3 separate regions of the Mus musculus genome follow, and all the other regions are linked to region 3. Evidence: chromatin loops called from intact Hi-C (ENCODE). Cell type or tissue: left cerebral cortex. All regions are shown on one strand.

Evidence for each region. A loop is a pair of places that touch in the nucleus more often than their neighbours do. Peaks named below come from ENCODE experiments on the same cell type or tissue, not always from the same donor. Only the 100,000 strongest peaks of a DNase experiment are listed, where the experiment ranks them.
Region 1: a loop joins it to region 3, with 4 times the contacts of the local background. A loop is called at or near these places in 3 of 42 quality-filtered maps.
Region 2: a loop joins it to region 3, with 25 times the contacts of the local background. A loop is called at or near these places in 2 of 42 quality-filtered maps.

Annotation. Positions count from the first base shown.
Region 1 is chr2:161,797,045-161,805,044 of GRCm38, forward strand. All of the region lies in intron 11 of Ptprt (protein tyrosine phosphatase, receptor type, T), which reads right to left. Among named protein-coding and RNA genes, the nearest start is that of Gm35374, 410 kb to the left of the region's middle. In left cerebral cortex, a CTCF peak has its summit at 3,052; DNase peaks (open chromatin) are centred at 1,114, 3,118 and 3,799; H3K27ac peaks cover 2,374 bases.
Region 2 is chr2:162,076,319-162,084,318 of GRCm38, forward strand. All of the region lies in intron 7 of Ptprt (protein tyrosine phosphatase, receptor type, T), which reads right to left. Among named protein-coding and RNA genes, the nearest start is that of Ptprtos, 310 kb to the right of the region's middle. In left cerebral cortex, no CTCF peak of the experiment used is centred here; DNase peaks (open chromatin) are centred at 2,442, 2,742, 4,710, 4,956 and 3 more places; H3K27ac peaks cover 2,451 bases.
Region 3 is chr2:161,855,113-161,863,112 of GRCm38, forward strand. The region is part of intron 9 of Ptprt (protein tyrosine phosphatase, receptor type, T); the gene reads right to left. Among named protein-coding and RNA genes, the nearest start is that of Gm35374, 470 kb to the left of the region's middle. In left cerebral cortex, a CTCF peak has its summit at 6,527; DNase peaks (open chromatin) are centred at 3,465, 3,883, 4,227 and 4,570; H3K27ac peaks cover 1,276 bases.

The DNA of each region.
Region 1 (8,000 bases), 58 kb before region 3:
ATGATAGAAATAATGTTCAATATAATATCCAGCACTACCTATAGATCCTGTAAATGTGGCTGATGAAACTAATGGACTAATGTTTTCGTTCATATATTTAACTTAAATATCCACCTACTGTGGCTACTGCATTGTACAATTCAGGTCTAAATCCATGATCTCAAACCCTTCTTCTTCTCTTATTTGGGCTGTTACTTCCTAGTCTCAAAATGGGTACTTTTTTTTATAGGTTTGCAAGCTTTAAAAAAAAATGTAGTCCCAAGTTGACACCCTCGTGGAAACACAGTAGCCAAACAGCAATCCCTAAGCAGCTGTAGCCAGGTTAGAAAAGGAAAGGGGGCCATGCAGTGGTGGTGCACGCCTTTAACCCCAGCACTTGGGAGGCAGAGGCAGGCAGATTTATGAGTTCGAGTCCAGCCTGGTCTACAGAGTGAGTTCCAGGACAGCCAAAGCTATACAGAGAAACCCTGTCTCAAAAAAAGAAAAAAAAAGAGAAAGAAAAGGAAAGGGGGAAGGGGAAGGGGAAGGGGAAGGGGAAGGGGGAAGGGGGAAGGGGAAGGGGAAGGGGGAAGGGGGAAGGGGAAGGGGAAGGGGGAAGGGGGAAGGGGAAGGGGAAGGGGGAAGGGGAAGGGGAAGGGGAAAGGGGAAGGGGAAGGGGGAAGGGGAAAGGGGAAAGGGGAAGGGGAAGGGGGAAGGGGAAAGGGGAAGGGGAAGGGGAGCATCCAGTTCTTCTTCGGAGCCACACAGACTGTAAGCTTTCGCTATTCTTTCCCTACCAAAAATCCAGAGTCTCCAAGATGATCTCTCTGACCAGCTCCAGGCAGCTGGAACTGATGGGGGGGGGGAAGCGAGAGAGAGAGAGAGAGAGAGAGAGAGAGAGAGAGAGAGAGAGAGAGAGAGAGAGAGAGAGAGAGAGAGAGCAAACATGTGCGTGTGTGTTTTTCAGAAGAACAAGCCTCCTTGGATACTATGGTTGCACAAATACATGTGCTAGCTCAGAAAAAAACACCAATAGATGAGGATATGGAAATATACTAGGTGAGGCAGACTTCAATGTCTGACTTTGGGCAGCTGCAGAGAGATACTGTGAGTCACCAGTTATCAGTTGCTCAAAATCTGAGAGACAGCAGGGGTGCAAACTGTCCTAGGGCCGAGAGCAGTAAGAGACATAGAAGCCAGTAGAAAATAAAAGTTGGGGAGAGATGGGAACGTGGAGAAGGGATCTTGGAGTCCTTGCTACTCTGACAGCGGCTTCATGAGTTTTATGAAACATCATGAAACTACATCTACTTATACAGCCCTCCCACCTTTCCACAGTCTATTGTTCCTCAGTATATCTGACTGTAAGAGCTTCACCTTGAATCCATTACCACACACCTCGCATCTTTCACGTCTCACATCTTTGTGCAGTTATCCCACGGGAAGTTTTGTTCTTATGACCTACCTTCCATCATCTTATCCCTGAACCATCATTCCCTGCTGCTTTTATTTTTTATTTTTTTCTTTTATCATGTCTCTGCCTTATATAAAGATTCTCTGACAACGGTGAGATCTGCCAGGCTTCAGCATCTCTTCTACATGCATATCTGCCTTTCTATTTTTAAGAAATCCTTACTTATTTTGTGGTGTGTATGCACATGTGTTCTGTGTGTGGTTGTACAGTTTCATGTGGGTGCTTGTGGGGGGCCAGAAGAGGGTGTGGAATCTGCAGGAGCTGAAGGTACACGCAGTTGTGAGCTGCCAAATGTGGGTGCTGTGAACAGAACCCTGGTTCTCTGCAAGAGTTGCACCAGCAGCTCACGTTCTGCCCTTACCTTCAGATTAGTTTTAAGCAAACCTCGCCCAGATGTTTCCCGTTATGGCACTTCAGTTAACTTTCCTATTGTTCCTGATCAACTTATGTAGCTCTTAAATTTTCTTTTCATGTGTAAAGCATTATATGTATGTGTATGGCTGTGTGTGGGTGTGTGCACTTGAGTGCAGGTGCCCATAGATGATATATGTGTACATCTGTGTGTGTGTGTGTGTGCATGTGAGTGCAGGTGCCCATGGATGGTGTATGTGTATATCTGTGTGTGTGTGTGTACATGTGAGTGCAGGTGCCCATGGATGGGGTATGTGTACATCTGTGTGTGTGTGTGTACATGTGAGTGCAGGTGCCCATGGATGGTGTATGTGTACATCTGTGTGTGTGTGTGTGTGTGTACATGTGAGTGCAGGTGCCCATGGATGGTGTATGTGTATATCTGTGTGTGTGTGTGTACATGTGAGTGCAGGTGCCCATGGATGGGGTATGTGTACATCTGTGTGTGTGTGTGTGTGTACATGTGAGTGCAGGTGCCCATGGATGGGGTATGTGTATATCTGTGTGTGTGTGTGTACATGTGAGTGCAGGTGCCCATGGATGGGGTATGTGTACATCTGTGTGTGTGTGTGTACATGTGAGTGCAGGTGCCCATGGATGGGGTATGTGTACATCTGTGTGTGGGCGTGTACATGTGAGTGCAGGTGCCCATGGATGGGGTATGTGTACATCTGTGTGTGGGCGTGTACATGTGAGTGCAGATGCCTGTGGATGACAGAGGTGGCTGATCCCTCTGGATTTGGAGTTACACTCAGTTGTGTCCTGTCTGCTATGGATGCTGGTAATCTGAATGTAGTTCTTTGCATGAACAGTTGGTACTTTACCACGGAGCCATCCCTCCAGTTCTCTTTCTTATTTTCTATTAGAGGTTAAAGTAAAAATGTTGGCCATTTTTTTTCTTGTAATCAGTTTCCTTAACTTTCCTGTTTCATAAGGTTATACTATAATCATACTAACACGGGTTTCTTTCTACTTCTTCACAAGCCTAGCCTTCTCCCTTCTTTGAGCCGTCCCTTGGTACAGCATCACAGAACTCTCTCCTGCTACTCACCTCTGCACTGTCCTTGAATGTGGTCCTCCTCTTTGCTTGATTTGCAGACACCACAGTGATGCTGAAGTTTCCAAGTGCAAACCTCTGCTCAGACGCCTCTCCGGCACCACAGACGTTTAGAGCTTAAATAGCCCCTGTGGTAGGAGGTGAACATGGCAACCACTCTCTTCTCTCCATCCTGGCAGCAACAGCCCCAGTCTCCATCTCTCCAGATGGCAGACAGTTCAAAATAGAACACGCTCACTCTTCGTGTTCCATCGACTGCTCCATTTAAAATACTCTCCTCCAAACACCTGTTTTTTCCCCCTCCTTGATTTGAGACTGAGTAATACAATCCAAAATCCCAACACCAGAGCCAGTTCTTGGTAAGCTGGATTGCTGGGCAGCAGAGTGAGGGTAGAGGCTGGCAGGGCTGGTTTATAATGGGAACTCAGCAGTGTAGCTAGGCTGAGACCAAGTGAATGCACCCCATCTATATTATTCAAGTGTTGCCTTTTTTCCCCTGGTGTTTTCCTGTAAAATTGTTCTTTCCTTAAAGAGATAAACTTTAGTACATATATCCAAGTTATGTACGCTGCTATAGATGGGCGATAGATAGTAAGATAAGGAGAGATGCACAGAAATTACCATAGCAAAGCGAAATCAACATATCCATAGTTTCACATACTTTGCCTTTCTGCTTTTTTGCTTTTGTAATAAGACTGAATTATCTGTCTGCCTGTTGTTCTTTGGTTCGACACAGGACTGACCCATCTCCTTTGGTGGTTCCACATATCTCTAATTAAAATGGTATATTCCTTTAGTGCCATAGTTAGACTGTGGGAAGAAAATACAACAGCATGCATCCTCTTATTTCTTATTTCCACTGCTGCTTCTTTTATCTGGCTTCTCATGTTCCCTAATCCAGTGTGATACATTCCCAGCATGCTTTTGGGCACAGATACAAGCAGTGTTAGTTACTTACAGAGTTAAATCTTCTTACAGGTTATATGAAATACCTCTCATCTCTACCAAATGCTCCCTGCAAATCAGGGCACACAGAACTCCTCATATTTAGTCCCTAGCAAAGGTGGCCAGGAGAACCGGGGGGACCTGAACAAAACAAACACGGCTTAGAGAATGATTGTAATTGCTGTCTCTCATCTACCTCCATGTGAACTGGGACTTACAAACTCCTCAGGCTGCCCCATGCTAATAAATCCTCCAAATTTTCATTTCTTCTTCCTAATTGGACACAATCATATGCTGGTGTCTGAGAATCAGATGGTAATGATTCCAATTTTGCTCGCTGTAGCTCCACGGACCAGCAAAACCCTTCTGTGATTGTTCCGTGTGCTCTCACTCCGGGCTTTGCTGTTATTAAAGGAATCCTGGAGGAAATTTGGCAATAGTTTTCTGTTTTTTTTCCCCCAGTAAAGTTTCTTCATTCTTTAAAAGTTGGTTGGGTCTCCAATTTTCACTGCAACTAATCACCCTGCGTTTCAGAATGTGTGGCCCTAACTAGACGTGCCTGTCAACTGCGTGAGACCCAGAGATTCTCATCAGGGAGTAAATAGAACTTGCTGTGACCTTTGGAAGCCATTGGCAAGATGCACTGACTTCTAGTGTCAGTCTTGTATACCGTTGGATGATCCTACAGGACGGAGCTGCTCCACCCCTACAGACGCCATAAGAACAGGTTACAAGTTCTAACTTTTCTCGTAGATGGCCCATGAGAAGTACCCAGAATGCCACTGTAACACCTACCAGATTCTTGAGCCTACTGGGTTGCCAGAGTACCTACATTGTTATCAACCTCACCTGAGGGTCAGAACACATGCAGTTTAGGGACATCAGCTTGAAGCAGGTGCAGAAGATAAACTTGCCTGTGACCACCTATAGGTGGGAGTAGGGTGGGGCATTTCCTCCTTCAACAGTCATACACATATACATACATACATATGTGTATGTATGTATATGTGTATGCGATACGTGTGATATCATATACACATATGTTTCTACTTACTATCAGACAAATCAAGGATCACAGAATTAGGTACCTGGCCCAAAGCTACCCAGTGAAACTGCTGGATAAAGCTGAGTCCTTTTTTTTTTTTCCTTTTGGTTTTTCAAGTCAGGGTTTCTCTGTGTAGCCCTGGCTGTCCTGGAGCTCACTTTGTAGACCAGGCTGGCCTCACACTCAGAAATCTGCCTGCCTCTGCCTCCCTGGGATTAAAGGCGTGTGTGCCACTACGCCCAGCAGTAAAGCTGAGTCTTATTGTACAAGCCTTCCCTGTCCTATTGTGTCCAACTGGGAGGCAGATGTGATGGGGAGAACATATTGGTCTCAGGTTGTGTTCTGACCTAGCTCCTGTCCCCAAAGAGCTACAGTCACTGACACAGACTCCACACCCTGATAGGAAGTGGGTGAAGGCAGAGGGCAGGCAGCACTGGAGAGATGGTGCATTCTGTACTGAGGATGGGGGCAAGACAGTCTGGGATGTGGCAGCTGACCTTGGATGTTGGGAAGGTAATGGCATACCTGCATAGTGACATTAACAGAAGCCAGTCACACAGAGGACAAAATGTGGGCATCTACTAAATATCCCTCCTACATCTCACGACAAAGTCCAAACCCAGGGCAGAGGGAGACCTTGCTGTAGTCCCTGTCTGTCCTCCTCTTTCTGCCTCACCTCTTGCCCTGCTCACTGACTACTTAGGGCTCTTAGAACATCCCATGTGCCTTCTCTGTATGGACTCTTGCCTGCATTGCTCTCTCTCCCAATCCTCTCTCTCCCATTAAATACCTTTCATTCTATACACCTCAATTAGGCAGGATTCCCTCCAGGAAGCCCTCCAGCCTCCATGCCCAGGAGGCTTGTGTTGGATACCTCTCATGAGAATCCTTAGCTACACACCCACCCTCATAGCCTCTTTTTGTCTTTTCCATCCTTGTTTGCTCTTATCTAACTGCAGTATCCCCCAAAGAAGCCTAATGGATGGCCAATAAATGCCTTTAGAATGCTTGCTATCATTAGCCACTAAGGGGAATGTAAATGCAAATGATAGGGAGGTATCATCTCACTCTATTTAGAATGGCTGTTATCAAATTCGAATGAAAAATAATGTGGCATGGATATGAAGTAAAAGAAACTCATAAGAAAACGCAGACAGCTCCACTGTATGACCGTGCTCTCCCACCCCAGCACACATTGCCAATAGAAATGATACAGAATCAGCCTGGATGCCCACCAGCCGATGAGTGGATAAAGAAAATGCAGTATATCTACCCAATGGAGAGATACTCAGCCATAAAGAAAGATGAAATCCTGTCATTTGAAGGAGAATGAATGGGACTGGAGAAATGTGTGCCAAACAAAGGAAGCCAGACACAAAAAGGCATAGACCAGATATTCTCTCTTATAGAGACCCCAAGCCATGCAGAATGCTGGTAGCTAGAGGTTGCATGCCTAGGGTAGACAGAGAGAGGTTGGCTTTGATCAATGTGTGCTGTGCCAGTGTTGAAATATCACACTGATCAAAAGTGAGCACCATAAAACAAGCTGGTTCCTCTGTTATGGCAGGGATGCATCAAGTGCTTGACAGTCACGTGTGGTCGGCGGCGATCCGACCAGACAGCTCACAAAGAAGGGCATCTTTAATGTCAGAGGAAGATCTATCTGATAACTATTCTGTTTAGGAACAGAAGGAAGCTAACAAAATGCATGGCCTTAGCATCTGGAATCCACAAGGAAGGCATGACAAAATAGCTGTCTCTTGTGAGACTATGCCGGGGCCCAGCAAACACAGAAGTGGATGCTCACAGTCAGCTAATGGATGGATCATAGGGCTCCCAATGGAGGAGCTAGAGAAAGTAGCCAAGGAGCTAAAGGGATCTGCAACCCTAGAGGTGGAACAACATTATGAGCTAACCAGTACCCCGGAGCTCTTGACTCTAGCTGCATATATATCAAAAGATGGCCTAGTCGGCCATCACTGGAAAGAGAGGCCCATTGGACTTGCAAACTTTATATGCCCCAGTACAGGGGAACACCAGGGCCAAAAAGGGGGAGTGGGTGGGCAGGGGAGTGGGGGTGGGTGGATATGGGGGACTTTTGGTATAGCATTGGAAATGTAAATGAGTTAAATACCTAATAAAAAATGGAAAAAAAAAAAGAAAGTTTAGAATTTTTCCTCAATAGCATTTTGTTAGACTTTCAACACAGAGTCTGTTTCTGTCTTAAATATTGCATCAGAAATAACTGGCCAGGTTTCTATTAGAGCTCCACATTCTAAAAGATACCCTCTCAAAAGATTCCCATGCCCTTTCTCCTAAATGAAATGTACTTTCGCCTCCTTATTCTGCTTTGGAGTGAATCTCACATCCCACCCCCCACCCCCATTGGAAATGCTGCATTGTCGACTTTAACAATCTCTCATTGATTATATTGTCATTCTTTCAGTGAAAATTCACTAATGTATTTGAAACAATTCTGCCAAGATGATTGTGCTTCCTCACCCCCACCCTTCTGCATTCAACCCTTTCATGTGGTCCCAGTTCAGTGGGCTGCTGTGTGCCCCTGAAGAATTGGTGGTTTGGGGCCAATGAAGAATCACAACTTGTCTCATTCCCTGTGAACCGTTACTTTTTCCTCTGTAATGACTTCATACTTGTTTTTGAAAAACCGACCCTTTTGTCATTTGTCATGGTCCCCCTTCCAACAAATCTTAATCTGGAAATAGAAGAAATGAATCCTGTCCAGCATAAGCCTGGTGCCTATATGTCTACACATAGCAGGTGCTTCCGCTTTGAGTCTGGTCCTGCTCTGGGGACTTATCTTTTCTAACCAACCATTTAAAAAAATATCTGAACTAGGTCTCAGAGATGTTCAGCCACTCAGCTCCCTTATAAAGAAATCAAAGGTCTGCTTCCAGGTCTGTGAAAGCCTGTCTCCAAACAAAGGCTCTATACCAGTTGTCCTGAACCTGGTGGACAACTATTTCAGGGTTTTCTCTCGCCCAAACTCCACCTAAATATATATATATATATATATATATATATATATATATATATATATATATATATAGATATAGATATAGATATAG
Region 2 (8,000 bases), 220 kb after region 3:
GAGAGGCCTATTTCATTTGAACATCAACGCCATTGTTCTCTTGGGTCATGCAGTCTCACAGGGAGCTGTGTATACTTATTTGTTTTAACAGGGCTGGCACAATAGGCCCATCCCTACAAAGCAGGATCCACAACAAAGCCAGTCTGAGGCCAAGAGAACCAGAACTAAAAACAAAGTCTGCTACTTGCAGATTTAAGCAAACACTCATGAATTCAAACAGCATCTGTTGGCATGTGTTACATGTCAGGCCCTTGGGGGAATGACAACTGTCAGTAGTTTAATGCCTTTTGTTTGATGAAATACATTCACTCTCTCCTCTCATTGAACTGTACATGCAACAGATAGGCAATGAGCAGATGAAATTGAAAACGCAATCCTACTTTTGTAAGTAACAAAAATAAGACACAAAACAGGTAAGCAAGTAGCTCGGGACGGAGAAATCTGAGCTGGAATCCTGCTCCTTTGCCTTTCTCCCTTCTCCCCAGGCATTATGGAAGTATCTGTCATACACACATGGTTGCTTAACAATTGCAACTGTAGTCATTTCTGCCTTAACAGTGCCTATCACAGAGAAGCACTGTGATCAGCTGCCACAGATATCCATCAGACAAAGCTATCCATTTGGAGTAAAAAGTAATCCCTGAACATACCTACATTCACAAAAGAATTATCTACAATAACTAAACTGGAAGCAACCTTGGGTGTCATCAGAGAGATGAATGGAAAGCAAGATGTAACCCATATATTCAATGAGCTTAAAAGGGATGGGAATTCTAAAATACACAGTAACACAGGTTAACCTTGAAGGCATTATGCTAAGTTAAACAAGCTAGTTTCAGAAAGGAAGGACTCCACAGTTCCACTGACATGAGGTACCTAGAATAGTGAAAAACCATAGTTAGGAGAAACGGTGGTTGGCAGAGATTTGAAGTTAAGTGAAGAGAGTTGTGGAATGGTTGTTGCCAATGACTATACCTCATTATGAATGTTCTCTATGCCATTAAGCTATACATAGAGAAATAGTCAAGAAGGTCATAATTGTGTTTGCATATTTTATTACAATGACCATAACCATGGGTGCTAGGTACAAAGAGGATATAAGGAGCTTCTTATGTAAAGATTTGATGTTAGAAGAGGAGCTATGGTTGAGCCACCAGTCATGAGAAAAAGCTTAAGTACTTCTCTCTTGCCTTGACAAAACACCTAACAAGAGCCATTTTAAGGGATGACTTTGATTTTCGGATTGAGAATGCAGTCAATCATGGCAGGGAAGGCATGGTGGTCCTAGGGACACTGGTTGTAGCAGGAGAAGTATGAGGAAGCTGGTCACATTCTATCTGCAGTCAGGAAGTAGAACAGGATGACTGGTGGAGTTAATTTTGGCTTTCTTTCCCCCTTTCTATTCACTTGAGAACCCCACCCACTTGGCGATGGCAACCACACTCAGTGAGGGTCTTCCTGCCTCCAGTAAGTATCTCTAGCAACACATTCACAAAAGCATTCAGAGGTGGGTCTCCAGTCAAGTTAACAATAAGGATTGACCATCACAAGCTGACACAAATGCATTTCAAACATTGGGAGTAGAGAGTGTGGAATCCAAGATTCAGAACCTGTGGGCCAAGCTCTACAGATCAACACATTGAAATCTTTATCACCCATCAATGATAATTCCCATTCTTAGTAAAATAAAATATTTTCCACATACACAAAAATAAAGTTAAATGTATGTATGTATAGATGGATGAATAGGTGGATGGGTGGGTGGATGGGTGAATGGATGGATGGATGGATGGATGGATGGATGGATGGATGGATGGATTGATGGAAGGATGGACAGACAGATGAATGGAACATGAAAGCCAGCATATGAGAGTAAAGAGCATCAGGAGTTAATTGGTGCTGGGGAACAGATAGATTCCGTAGAGCTTAGACGTTAGGGAAAGAAAATCTGAATGGCCTAGAGTCAGAGAAGTTTATAGATGTTAATCTTCCAGGAAATTTTGAGGGTTCTTACTCTGTTCTCTGAACTTCACCCTCCATACAATGCAGCACCCTCCTGCACCCTCAGCCACAGTATTCCTATGCATGTGTCACGGCTCACAAAATCCCCCCCATGTGTTTCCAAATCTTCACAAAGAATCCACATGTTGTCTAGTTTCTTGCTCTCCTAGTTTTACAGATGAGGAAAATGAAGACTCTAAACTCAAATTCATCTTCCCAAGGAGTAACCACAGGCTTTGCTCACATCCAGATCCAAGTTCCTTGTCCCATTTTCTGTATCCGCACAACACGCCTCATATGACCCCGTAGTGGCCACAGCTGGGCATCTCACGCATCAGGAGCAGTTTCAGCCACTGCTTCAGTGCCCTTGTCTGATGAACACAGTGCGATGCCACCCTAATAAAGGCACTGTTGTTAGGAAGAATTAATTCATTAGTGGATGTGAGGCCTCTGGAAAGCCAGAGTGTGATATAAATACCATGTTGTCAGCTTTGCTTCTCTGCTGCAGAATGAGAAACACCACAGAACCCTATTGTCCTTGGATAATAGCTCTGGTTTGATGCAGGGTGGGAGGAAGGAGACTTACTGAGGATAAGCAAGACTGAACTGCTCATATGGCTCAGGGTGAACAAGGCAGAAGAACACTGGGTAAGTCTTTCCAGAGGAGCTGTGTACCTCTATTCCTGAACTTTCTATGGACTCCTACCACTCACACCCATAAATGTGCAAGTGTATATCCACTCCATCTGCCCATCCCCCACATGCCAGCTGTCCATTCACTCAGCCCAATTCTTATCCTATCACAGTGGGCACTGGGAAGAAAGAGAAGCCAAACCCACTCTGCCAGAGAATGCCTGTTTGAAACACATTTCTCTCCTGGAGAGAATTTGCTATGATGAATTTATACCCTGGAGACTACCTCTATGATGACCAAGGACCCAAATAGCAAACATCAGAGGCCAATCTAGGTAATTCCACATCTCTTGTGCTACAGAGAAGTACATTTGACTGTTATAATGAAATACCATACCCTGGGTGCTTTAAATAGTACATGTTTATTTTCTAATCATTTTAGAGGCTGGAAGTTTAAGAGCAAGGCATCAGCAGGATAAAGCTGATTGGTCTTCCTGACTTGCAGACAACTACTTTCTTGCTATGCGCTCTCATGGCATGCCCTTGGTATGTGTAGAGAGAGAGAGACGGGTGGGGCACTTGGCTCTGACATATTTTCATGTTTAGAAAGATGCTAATCCCATCCTAGAGGTCCCACTTTCATGATCTCTTTTAAATCTATTTCTCCCTAAAGGTCCAACCACATGGAAATTGGCGGTGGGTGGATACACAAATTTAATGCCTAACAATTCTAAAAGCAACAGATAAGAGATCACTAGTTCAGGGTACCAGGAAGGTCTGGCATGGATGTTTTCTTCCACTCTATAGTGCCTGGGATGTCAACTGGGAAGACTGGGATGTTCAGGGTGACAAGGATTTCTATTCGAGGGTGGGGGAAACTGGGACTAGAAGAATGAATTTCTAATATGTCTTTTTCCCTCATGTGTCTTGTGCTTGGGTTAGCATGGCTGAAGGTCAGCTGGGCTGGGACTGTCACTTAGAGCACAGACATGTGTCTTGTCATGTGATGTGTACTTTTCACTGCCTAGAGGGTAATTCTGAAAAAGAGCACCATGGGAACAGAGAGTGTTAGGAGAAAACCTTTTGAAAACATTGTTCTGACTTTTCTCCATAGGGAGGAAGAGTCACAGCCTGCCCAACTCCATGGAGGGGGGCAAAGGCTCTTCCACAGTGGGATAAGTTGTAGGGGGTTGGGGGGTTGTCAATGTTTTCAACTTTCTATTGGGAAAGATTTCAGGGTTTCCTATGGGGCTGGGGCTACAGTTTGGATCTTGAGTGTTCGTCAAATATGCATGTGTTAAAGGCCTAATCTTCAGGGTGGGACTTCTGGAAGTTGTCGGGATCCTTACAAGGTGGAGACCAGGGGAGGTCTTTAGATCATTAAGACATGCTCATTAAGGGGACTGTGGAACACATCACTTTCAATATTTTTAAAGCATAGATCTGGCATCCACAGGAAATCTAAGACTTTATCTTTATGTGTGAGACCAAGAGAAGTGTCTTGATATACTCAATTTCACATGGCTGCTAAATGCCTCAACCAGTACTCAAAAACAAGTCGGCTGACTCCAAACTCTACGCTCACCCCTTGCTATTTCCTTGCTGGCTGCAGTAGTAGCTGTGGCTTCCAGTTTTCTTCTACCAAGGTAACAAATCCATCTCCCAGGTAACCAACCATGAAGCTCAATCCTTTAGCCTTGTTATTCCAGGGAGGAGGAGGAAGTCACAAAGGTGACTGGGGGCATTCAATGCTCTGGAAGGCTATGGGCTGGGAGACAAAGGTGAATTGGTCAGCCAGCCCCTAATCCCCCAAACCTTCAGGATGGATCTGTGATGGGCAACTGGATAAACACATTTGGAACAGGACATGGGTGCAGTCAAGTGTGTGCACATTTTAAAATATACATTTCACATCCATATGCAGATGCCACTGACATGTGACAAAAACTCAGTGGCCTCCAGGAGCTGCTCTCCAAAGAGGCACTTATTCCATTTGACTCCAGGCATCTAAGCCTCAGCAGATGCCAGAATTCAGACAGGCAGTGGGAAGCAGGCTTCAATTACTACAAGAAAATCTGCGTTAGACAGCACAAAGACTTCTTTTCTACCACCATTTTTTCCCTTCCAGCAAATTCTTCTGCAATATGGTATACAGACTCAACATAGACACTCAAATATATAAGAATGATCTCTCAAGACATGGGGAAAGATTTGAATTGATGGAAACTGGGCTGTTAGCTCACACCCTGGAGTTTTTGGAGCATAATTATCTGACTAAGAATGTCATCATAGTAAGCTCCTTGGGTTTAAATGAAGGCTGGGTGTCTGCTTTTGGAAAGCAGACAACATTTTAAGGAGCAGACTCTAAAGACTTGAACTTGGAAAGCTGGGAGCTGAGGGCTTGTCAACCTTTTCCATAGGCATCTGTGAGATGGGAAAAAACTCAAGTCTATATAAATATGTTCCCCCGCTGTGTGCCAGATACTCTCTGTCTCCTTTCCTTGGGTTGGGAAGAATAGTGGCTTAACAGAAACATAATACACATGTCATATAATTCAACCTTTGGAATTATATAAATGCATTTTAGTATATTCATAGAGTTGTGGGATCATCACTGCAATGAGATTTATAGCCTTTTCACAATTCCCATAAGTAAACTCTATTGGTTCTTGCTATAATGCACACCAACATCCCAGGCATGAAGAGGTCTGCACATGTCTGCCAAAGGCTGTCCACACCTTCAATACCCCATTGCTAAAGGGATGTGAAGATGCACTGTTAAGGCCTTCTTACCTTCTCCTACAAACCTTCAGGAAAGTTTGCTACCTCTAGCCTTCTCTGCATGTTTCTCTTTGTGTTGTATATAAGGGCCAGGGCTTCCATCTACAGTGGAAGCCATTGTATAGTCTATGCAAGCTCTTTTGCGCCCCAAGACTGAACCAAACTGCCCCCACTTGGAGCTTGGCATCCCTCTGCTAAGGGTGGTAGAAGCTGTGGCTGGGAGAGAAAAACAGAAACAGAGCTGTTGTTCCGGCACCTACCTTCCCATTGTATTTATTGCTAGACAGAGCTCTACCAGACTCTAAGCAGCTAATTCTCCACGTCCTCTACATTCTAGAGGACACAAGACTCTTGCTTGATGGACCAGTAGCTTCACAGACCCCCTTCCCTTTCAGATTCAGGAAATTTCTCCCCATAATTCATAGTTTAAGAAATCACAATGAGAAAAACCCCTAAATGGCCTGGGATATCCAGAGACATAGTCCTTGATCTTGATCATGGGTTGGTTTTCAAAGCCTCCTGGGGCCAGTGACCTCCCTCTTCCCACTTGCCTCCCTGTAGTCCTCCTCAGCCCCACCCCCCAGGAAGATAAATGGTGCCAGGAGCCATCAGGTATGTTGTATTTATATGATGCACATCGTTCCTTATTCTCCCTCTATTGTTCTTTGATGTATGACAAAACTCCCAATTTGTCAAACGCTTAACAGCAGTCAGGATAATCTATTCTCCACACATTCACAGAGCTTTTCATTTTGCACAACTGTCACTGAGAACAGCTTATGAATTTTCAGTCTTGAGAGGATGGAGAAGGGGGCGGGGGGAGCAGAAGCACCCAAGTGCACCCCCTTCTGCTGTGAGTCACACAGCCCCAGCTCCTCAGGGAGGAACCAGCACAATGTCTGAGTACCACCCCCTCAGATTGCACCTCTTGCTAATTGCACTGAGCACTTAGGTCCATTTTCCATGCTGCCATTACCAAAGGCTGTTCTGCTTGTATGAACTGCCTGCTAAAGTTGACCAACTAAAGATCAGGCAATGACCGCCTCCAAGGACCTTACATTTAGTGCACAAAAGAGGCCTCCCTTTAGGGATAGTGGAGCAACTGACAGCCCTCTACACCTAGGTGCCAATGCCATTCCCTGGCTGTCCTTCCCTACATCAGAAAGTAAACCTAGAAGCCTCAGGCTTTTTTCATTTCTTTTCTTTTCTTTAAAATTACATATTGAAAAATGTACATTGAATCCTTTTTAATAGCAAAAACCTAAAATTCAATCTAAATTTCCAGAGGAAGGAGATCAATTAAATAAATCATGATAACCACATGGCAGAAAGAGTATCTCCATAGCTAGCATAGGATTGTGGTTAGGATGCGTTAACTAAAGCAAGTTTGAAAACTGTATTTACAGTATGATTCCAAATTAGTAAATGTATGCATATATATGTATGAGCAGACAAGAAGGCACCAGATGGATACACACCCTAAATGTTAAAACTCAAGAGATTATCTGCTTTTAAAAAGATATTTGCTTAAATGTATTTTCCAAATTTTCTTCAATGAAGACAGTTACTCTTTATATTAGGATTATTTTAAAGAAATCGATTTCCTACCAATGCTATCTATTCACACACTGCTTTGGAAACTTTAAAGGCACAGAAAGATCTATACAGTAAACAGAATTTACAGCCCAGTGGCTGTCAGACAGAGTACTTTTTCATTCACACTGGGCGACACTACACTGAACAGCAGCTGTCCATATGATTTTAATCACAGTAACTTTTGAAACCACAACCCGCTTTTCCTCTTATTTTATTCCATTAAAAAGCTGCCTCTCGAAGCTAATGAGCAAATTCTCCAAGTGCTGGAACGTAGGAAATGCTGAATCATGGGGGTGAATAGCCCATTAAATCCATCCTAGTTATACAGGCCTTTGAAGAGACACAGGTCTCAGATCATTTGAAAGTCCCTCTGAGGATATCTAAGGTCTGTGGTTATCATATGTAAATGAAAGCCAGGGCCTACAATGAACCAACAATTTGCAAATACCTTGGCTCTGATCTAAGCTGCAGTTATAATCTGGGGTGTAACATCCTGATCATTGTAGCAAGGACCCGGAGGCTAGGATTAACCTTTGCTGCAGAAATCATGGGTGGGTAGGGTAGAGACTTTCTCCAAGAAGCTGTGATCCTGTGGTCTAATTACACTTAGCACTGTGGGAGCTGAAGAACATTCCCATACCGCATGCATCCCATCTTCTCCCTTCCCTGTAGTCTTTTGTCTCTCTTTCTTTACCTGCCTTGTATTCTTGGGGCTCTCTCCTCAAGAATACTGTATCCTCAAAATGTTTTTGTCAGTCCGTCCTTTGGGAAGGAAAAGAGGAAAAACCAAATCAAATGTCCCAACCCCTCTCTATCAGAATCCCAGAGCTTCCTTAATCAAGTTCCATAAACTGGGAGGCTTAACCCCCTGAAACTGTAATAGGCTCACAGTTTGTGAGGCCAGAGGACTGATGTCAAGGTATCAGCAGGTTTGACTCCCCTTCCCTCTTTCTTTGCCTCCTCTGATGGCTTGGACACCACTCTCCTTC
Region 3 (8,000 bases):
AAGTGCTCTTATTACAAGCATAAGTCACCATGCAACAATTCATGCTAATGTTTTAAAAATGAGGTTGACAAAGTAGCTCGGTTGGTAAAGATACCTGCCACCAAGTCCAGGAACTTTCTAATGTCCTTTGGCCTCTACTCATGCAACCACCATGTCTTGAGTACCCCATATACATAGATACATTATTATGGACCTAGATTTCCTTGTGCTCTCTTAAGCAGGCTGCCCTCCTCATGAGACAGGTACCACAACCTCCCTCACACCACATTGGAATAGGACAGCATCCCCTCATCTTCTAAGAGCCTCTCATTACCAGGCAGGGAACTGCTTCCAAAGGGTAAAACAAATCCCATCCCATATACTCCTGGCCTCCATGGGCTAATATGCACATATCTGCACACTGACACATATACATAAATTACATAAATCCTTTCAAAAATGCAATATAATATGGCCTGGTTTTTGTAAGGCAAACACGTATAAAAACAGTATTTATTAGACACTTAGTCTCTATAACTTATATTGTTGAACACTTCTTAAATCACCAAAATCACAATGTAAGGAAATAGATACTCGCTCCCCACATAAGAGAAATAAGGCTTGAAAAATGTAGGTAATATACTTAGTGCCCAGTAGCTAGAAAAGAATTGAGAGTGACCCACTTTTATCTAATGTTCTGTGATATCCTTCCATAGTGTGTGTGTGTGTGTGTGTGTGTTACATAACAAATTGTTTAAAAATTGAATAAACATACACAAGGGCCATTTCTTAATAAAACACTAGATAAACAAATAGCCAACAGACATGTAAGACTCTCATTAAACTCATGGATAAAATGAAGTAAAATTAAGATGTTTTGTTTACTTTATACTAAAACAAAACCCTTAAGCAGCTATACCCATAATGTATTACAAAAGATTATCATTTATCTGTACAAAGATTTATGGCATTACAGTGTTAAGTATAACAGTCAAAATGACCCAGTCACAGGCACTGGTTAAGTAAATTATATATACTACAATGATGGAGTATTATGTAGTCATTAAAATGATGTGAAAGATTATTTATGAGACATGAAAGTGATGAGTATATTATTACAAGAAAAATACAGGTTTTCAGATAGCATGTACAGCAGAATTCCAATAGCATGTCAACAAGAACAAAGCCTCTTTGCATATGTCTTGATTTGAATATTAAAATTCTGGAAGAAAGTCAACTTTAATAATAATAATTATGCCTGCACAGAAAGATCATGGGTGATAATTTTCCATTTATGTATTTTAATATGAGACCAAATCAGATTATCAATCAGTACTCTAATACTTAGTGGCTTAAAATGATAGTAATTTATCATCCTGGAAATCAGCTGCATAGGCTATTGCGCTGGAATTGCTTGGGATCATTCAGATACCTGTCACCTGAAGGCTCGCCTGAGGCTGGAGGTTCTGAGACAGCCTCACTCCTACTTGGAATGTTCCTTAGGAAGCTTTGACAAACCCAATGTTTTAGAAGAAAAGACTCAGGTTCTCTAAAAAATGACCCCAGGGATCAACAAGGTAAAAAGAGGCATTTTAAGACCTAGCTTCTAGACCTTCATAGCATCATTTCTGTCCTGTTCTGTGGGTCAAAGAATCCCTATGTCAGCAAAGACTTAAAGGAATGGAGAAAGATACATTCTCATTCTCTCTCTCTCTCTCTCTCTCTCTCTCTCTCTCTCTCTCTCTCTTTCTCTCTCTCTCTCTCTCTCTTGCTTGCAAGAGTGATAGTGGGGCATGAGAACCTTTATTATAACGCTCTGCAAAATCTAGCAGAGTACTTGATAACTACTGCAGTCAATTATTAACTATGTTTATCTCATTGAAAACTGCCTTCTCAGGATCCTGTTTTGAACCTAAATTAGGTTCCTCTTTAAGATTTGTCTGAGTTTTCTGGGGTCTGATGATATGGCTTCACTAGGACGTAGTCATGCACAGTGGTTCATTACTCTATCATTGTAGTTTATTATAAAAATCAAGATGGTCAGAGCAGTGATATAGTACGGACTTTCCTAGTATCTGGGGAGGCATCCCACCAATAGGATGGAGTGTCTTATATGTAGATTGCCTTTGAGACACATGCCTCTGTCCAAATGTAATAAGAACAAGAAACAGGGCTATTTTAGTTATTTTTTAAACGAATCCCATGATGTTGATAATGGAGCTTGTAACCATGGCAGCGTTGATCTCTGTGTTTGGGTTGTCAGCCTTCTCCCTTAGTAGAGATGGAAGAGCCTGTTCCTGTGAGCATCAGCAAATCAAGTCTACTCCTCAACATCTTCCAAGTATACCATGATCAGAACTGTATCAGTTGGAATTATGGTACCCTATAAGGTAACTTCCTATAGAACTGTGACTTTGAACTTGACAGTTTTGTAGGAAGGCATCCCCAGTGCTGAGGAAGTGGGGAGGGGTCAACGGGAGAGCTATTGAAGAGGTTTAGGTAATAATACACAAAGAATGCTGGAATCACCAGGGTGGGGTCTTTTTAAGTCCACATATTTCTGGAGCCCACAAAAGATCCTTATTTTGATGTGCATATGACTAGAATGATGGATCCTAATAAACTCTTCCAGGATAAGCCAGGCATTCAAACAACTTTGGGAAAATTACAGTCTAAACACAGGATATCCTGAGGCTCAAACCAGTTTTGGAGAATATTGGAAAGAGGCTGATTTTCCTCTCATGACCAGATTGTTCCAAAATATTGCTGTGAGCTGGGCAGCATGGGATATATTTACTGACTCATTTTGCACAAGTATTGCAACAATATGAGTTAAATGCAATTCTCTAGGTTCTAGTCACCATTAACATCACTTTTCACCTAGGAAAATATATTGTGTCTTTCCAAATCTGACTTATAAGATGACTCTGGCAATATCACCTTTGGTAAAGTGAGGATAGCCTATAACTGGGTTGCCTTAGCAACAAATAGGATTGAACATTAACAATTGAATCCAGATGGTCATTACAGACAGTCAAGAAAACAGTCCCTGCTCACTTTGGAATGTGTCCACCATCCAGTTGCATATCAACCTACAATGGGGTCTGAAAGTATGTCATGTCTCTATCTTTAGTCAGAGTCATATCTACAGCATATCTTGGGTTGGACTCTATGCTCTCTTTATTAATGAGACTACAGGGCAGAGTACAACAGATCGCTGGCATCTTAGCAAAATGCTGGACTTTGATTTGCATATATCACTCCAACCATATGGGACTCATATATGGCTTCCCTCTCCCTAGTAAGAATGGATCTAGACGGAAACACATGACTGATTGGTTGATTCATTTATTCAAGTTTTTTTTTTAATCAGAGTCCCCTTTTCCTGGTCCTGTGCAAGATTCTAAGGCTACAATTGTGACTGCTACAATTTCTGCCTTCAAGGTGTTCTGCCAGAAGAGCAGATGGTATTTAAATCCCTGCTGTGTTTGAGAAGGATTTCAGAAAGATATTCACAAGATGAGAAGCCAGATAATGACAGGACTACCCCTTTCAGAGTGAGTTCAAAAATACAACATCAAGGGACCAAATATTATTGGATAAGGGATACTGGAAAAGGCAGAAAGAATGTAGAAGAGGGTATCTCTATAAAGAAATGGTGATTGCAAGGGCCAAAACTAGATTTTTACGGTGTATTAAGGGTACGACAAGGATGCTGACATGATCAAGGATGGGAACAGAAGAAGGTGCCTGGAAAGTCACACTAGTCAAGCCCAAGAGAGAAGAAAACCATGAAGGGATTTTGAGCAGGTAGAGTTGGTAGCACTATGCTGGGCTATTTCTGTAGTTGAGGCAAGGCTTAACAGATGAAGCTATAAGGGGTATTTGGTAAGGAGGTGGATGTGGGATGTGAGGGAGATGGCGAAGCTTAAGATACCTCACCACCACCACTTTCTGGCTCAGAAGCATAGTATCTACTTTTTATCAGGACAGGAATCTAAGAGCAGAAGTTTAGAAAAGCAGATTGGCTGACTCACATTTCAGCTTAGAATAACTCAAATATAAATGTTAAAATACTAAGTAAATTAACCTTTATTTAAAAACATTATCAGGCTTGGCATTTTAATGTATCATAGGTTTAATTTCCCAGGAACTTAATGATTTCTTCCTCTATCTCCCCATCCTGAATACCATCACTTCCGAACGCTCCCTGATAGTTCAGCAGAACCAAGCCAACACTTGGTGTAAACCCTGGCAGGGTGGTAAGAAGCCTGGGAAGGGGGAAAAGTGGTAAGAGTGTAATATTTATACAGCGAGAAGTTGTTTTTGAAATGTTTCTCCCAATCCGTTTTACTATAGTAGAGATCACGTAAAGAGAATCTATTATTTCTACACTCTGTTTTGTAGGTAAGAGAACCATCTGCATACACGCACACACATAGATAATACAAAGGCAGCAATGAGAGTCAGCTGGATCAAATACCACACAGGAACATAGACAAGTCTCACCAAACCCTAACCCTTTAAACAATAGCAGTGAGTACTACTATTGTAGTGCTCACACGCTATAACGCTCATGCCCAGCACTGTCTTAAAGGAGAGTGGCTGAGGGGGCCAGGCAGCACGCTGTCAGTGTCAAAGCTGGTGAACACACGTTTTGTCTTGGGATAGCCATATCCTTTGTGATGTCTGGTGATCTCACTCCAAACAGGCTAAGAACAATTACAAGAGGATGGGATGCAGAATGTTACAGTAGTCCAGGTAAAGTAGACATAGCATAGGAGCCAGAGAAAAGAGGACTGGACTAGGGACTGAATGAAACAGGGTAACAGAGAAGGCAGAGGGAGCATGAAGGGGACAGAAAGAAAGGTGAGGTCGACGTCTCAGTTTCTCAGGTTAGTGCTGCTTTTCCCACAGCCTCCCTGATTTGAGACTTGGGATTCATCCCATGCTTTCCAGCAAATCTTTCTCTCTTGATTAAGCCAGGTGGATGGGTTTCTATTATTTGGAACCATCCATGCCTGGGACAAAACAGATGAGGGTCTGTTTTCAGCTAATTGGGCCCAAGAGGCTGGAGACAAGCAGGCAACCAACATATTTGTGAGAAATGCAGAGATTTACATGCTCATTTTCAGAAAGATGTCCCGTTTGCCTCTGGAAGATAAAGCATTACAAACAGTAAAAGGGAAACTGTGTGAAAGAGCCAAAGACTCCAGTATTAACCCAGTTCAGAGCAGGATCTAGTCTGACCCAATGACCTATATCCAATTATATACAGCATCCATGAAATGGTGGGGTTCAGGCACACAAGAAAAAAGGGGACTCACAAATCTTGTTTCTAACAATGCAAACGTGTGAATGAACTGTGCTGTGGGTTAGAGGCCATTTAATCTCAGAAACCTCTGTGATTTCTCGCCATCTGTTACAAATGGTGCCTCTGCTTTGGCTCTGGAGGGCTGTGGTGTACATGGGCATGTATGTACGTGTTTCTCTATTACTCCCAAGTGTGGGGGTATTTGAAATATGGCTTCATCATGTGAATCCAAAAAATATGAAAATACTTGGATATGACAGTGATGCAATTTTAACATGTTTGTCTCATTATTAAGTATATGATGCAGAATTTAGGAAGCATATCTAAGAAGAGGAAAAAAGTCCTAGTTTGATTGCTCTGGAGTAGCAACTCCATATATCCTCCTGTGGTAGCCCCTTGCCTCATTTACTCTCCCCTTCCCGGTCTTTCATAGTTTCAGTCACACGTGACACAAAATTTTGTTATATGTGACTTATATTACATGATACTTATTTTGTTGCATAAATCTGCAGTCTTGACATGTGAATCACATTATAAATTATTTCAATTATTTTTTTGATATTTTATCACGAACAAGTATTAATTACCTACCTGTTTTTCTATTTTTACAATTCTAAGTTGTTCTAAAGTGGTTGGTTGTGTAAGCAAGTGAGTTTTAAAAGTTGGACTTTAAATTTTTTATGGTGCCACAGATACACATTTTTCTCAAGAGCTTCATAGAAGGTGGAACGTGGGTTCTAGGTTTCATGGGTTGTAATTGAAGTTTTTTGGTGATATATTGATTAAGACATTTGGTGTTAAATTTTAGTTTTAGAGAAGTCCATTGCTTTTTATTGAGCCCCAACCCCATCAGTATGCAAATATACCAGGTACTTTGTGATTACAGTGATCAATAGTTATCAGGTCTACAGAGTCCTTTAAAGAATTGCTTATGTCTGAGAACCAGGTTTTTATCTTGCCTCAGATTTAGCCCATCTAAATGCCCTATTGGTACAGGCAACCTGTTTTCATCATTTGACATAGGGAGTCATTCTATTGCCTCTGGTGCCTATAGCCATACTAGACTGTGCATGTCCTTTTGGATAGGAGCCCACCTCTTCATCATTCCAAGCCATCTGGGATTTTATCTCAGTATCAAAACCCACTTTGGAGCCCCATCCTGATCTGGGTTCATGTGGGCTATATCCTCTTTATTCAAACTTAGAGCTATTCGCTACCTAACTCTACCAACAGAGGGTGACTAGTATTCACTGAACACAGTTGTTCTGGGCATATTTTTAGACAAAGTTCTTCCCTCAGCCATGGCCATATGCATGATTCATGGCTACTGGAACACAGGTGGAAAGGGTCATCTGACTTCTATCCTGGCTCAAAAGACACATATGAAATCCATCACTCTTTCTCACTTAGAGATATCCCATCAGATCCTGCCAAGCACTGAAATTCCCTGAGAAATCAAGAAGATGCCAGAAAGAACTCAGGTCCTTGCACTGAATGAAGAACTAACCTTCACACACCTGTCAACACTCAATCAACTATTCTTAGAAAACAGGAACTGTTTTTTGTTGTTACTGTTGTTGTGATTTCCATTTGGGGCCCATGTTAAGTGAGCTAGGTTGATAGTTTCATAGAAAACAATTCAATCATAGTGAACTTACTTACAAGTATTTGGCCTGTTAGAGAGTGGCCATGTCCATCAAATTCAAGAGTTATGACTTTGGATAACACTTTGGGGGGACCTCAGGGTTCAACTTCTTAGAACAGCAAGTCTCTTCTCCATGGCTTGAAGAATGTCTCTGGACTTAACAGTTCTTTATGTGAAAGATCTAAAGTAACAAGAAACTTTCAGCCATGGGGGATGAAGAACACATTTGTAATACATAACTAGGATAATATATGTAAGAGCACAAGAGCCAAAAATTATTGCAAATAGGAAGAAAATTTGGTAAATTCAGCTGAGCGTGAGATTTTAATCTTTTTAGCAGTTAAAAAGCATTATCATATTTACACTTTGTAGATGGAATAAAAATGAATATGCATATAAAGGTTGTTGTTTTCAACATGAAATGCTCCCATAAGTTGATGTGTTTGAGTACTTGATCCCCAGCTGATGGCATTGTTTAGGGAGGTTGCAGAGCCTTTGGGAGATGGGACCTTGCTAGAGGAAGTGAGTCACAGAGGGTAGTTCTTGAAGCTTTATAGCCTGTTTCTACTTTCTGTCCATCCTCTGCTTCCAGAGTGTGTGAGCAAATGTGAACAGCCAAAAATGGGTGAAGGCTCTAGTTAGGCACCATCAGGAATTTTCCATGTCCAATAAGATATGGGAGTGTTATCTTCAGCGATTGGGGCCTTACCATCAGCTTGTAGAGAACAATCAACAGCCTTGGCAAGTTCTTCAGGGCAGCCTGAGTTGTTCAGGGGTTTCCAAGAGTCCCTTTTTGCCAACAACTCAAGTAAATTTAACCCATTTCTGGCACTGGATGTTTCATTTGGTGATGGGAGATGTCTAGTTGGGGCCTTATCTCTCTTATTATTTGGTGACTCCATTTTGATTTCTTTCATATAAGTATAGTATATAGTTTAGGAAGCTTCTATAGTAATAGGTTTCTGTGTGACCCATCAAATGCCCCTTAGTATTAGTAGTGACTCCCTGCTTCCCCTACTTTCCCCTCCTCTTCCAGAATACATCATATGGAGAAACAACTGC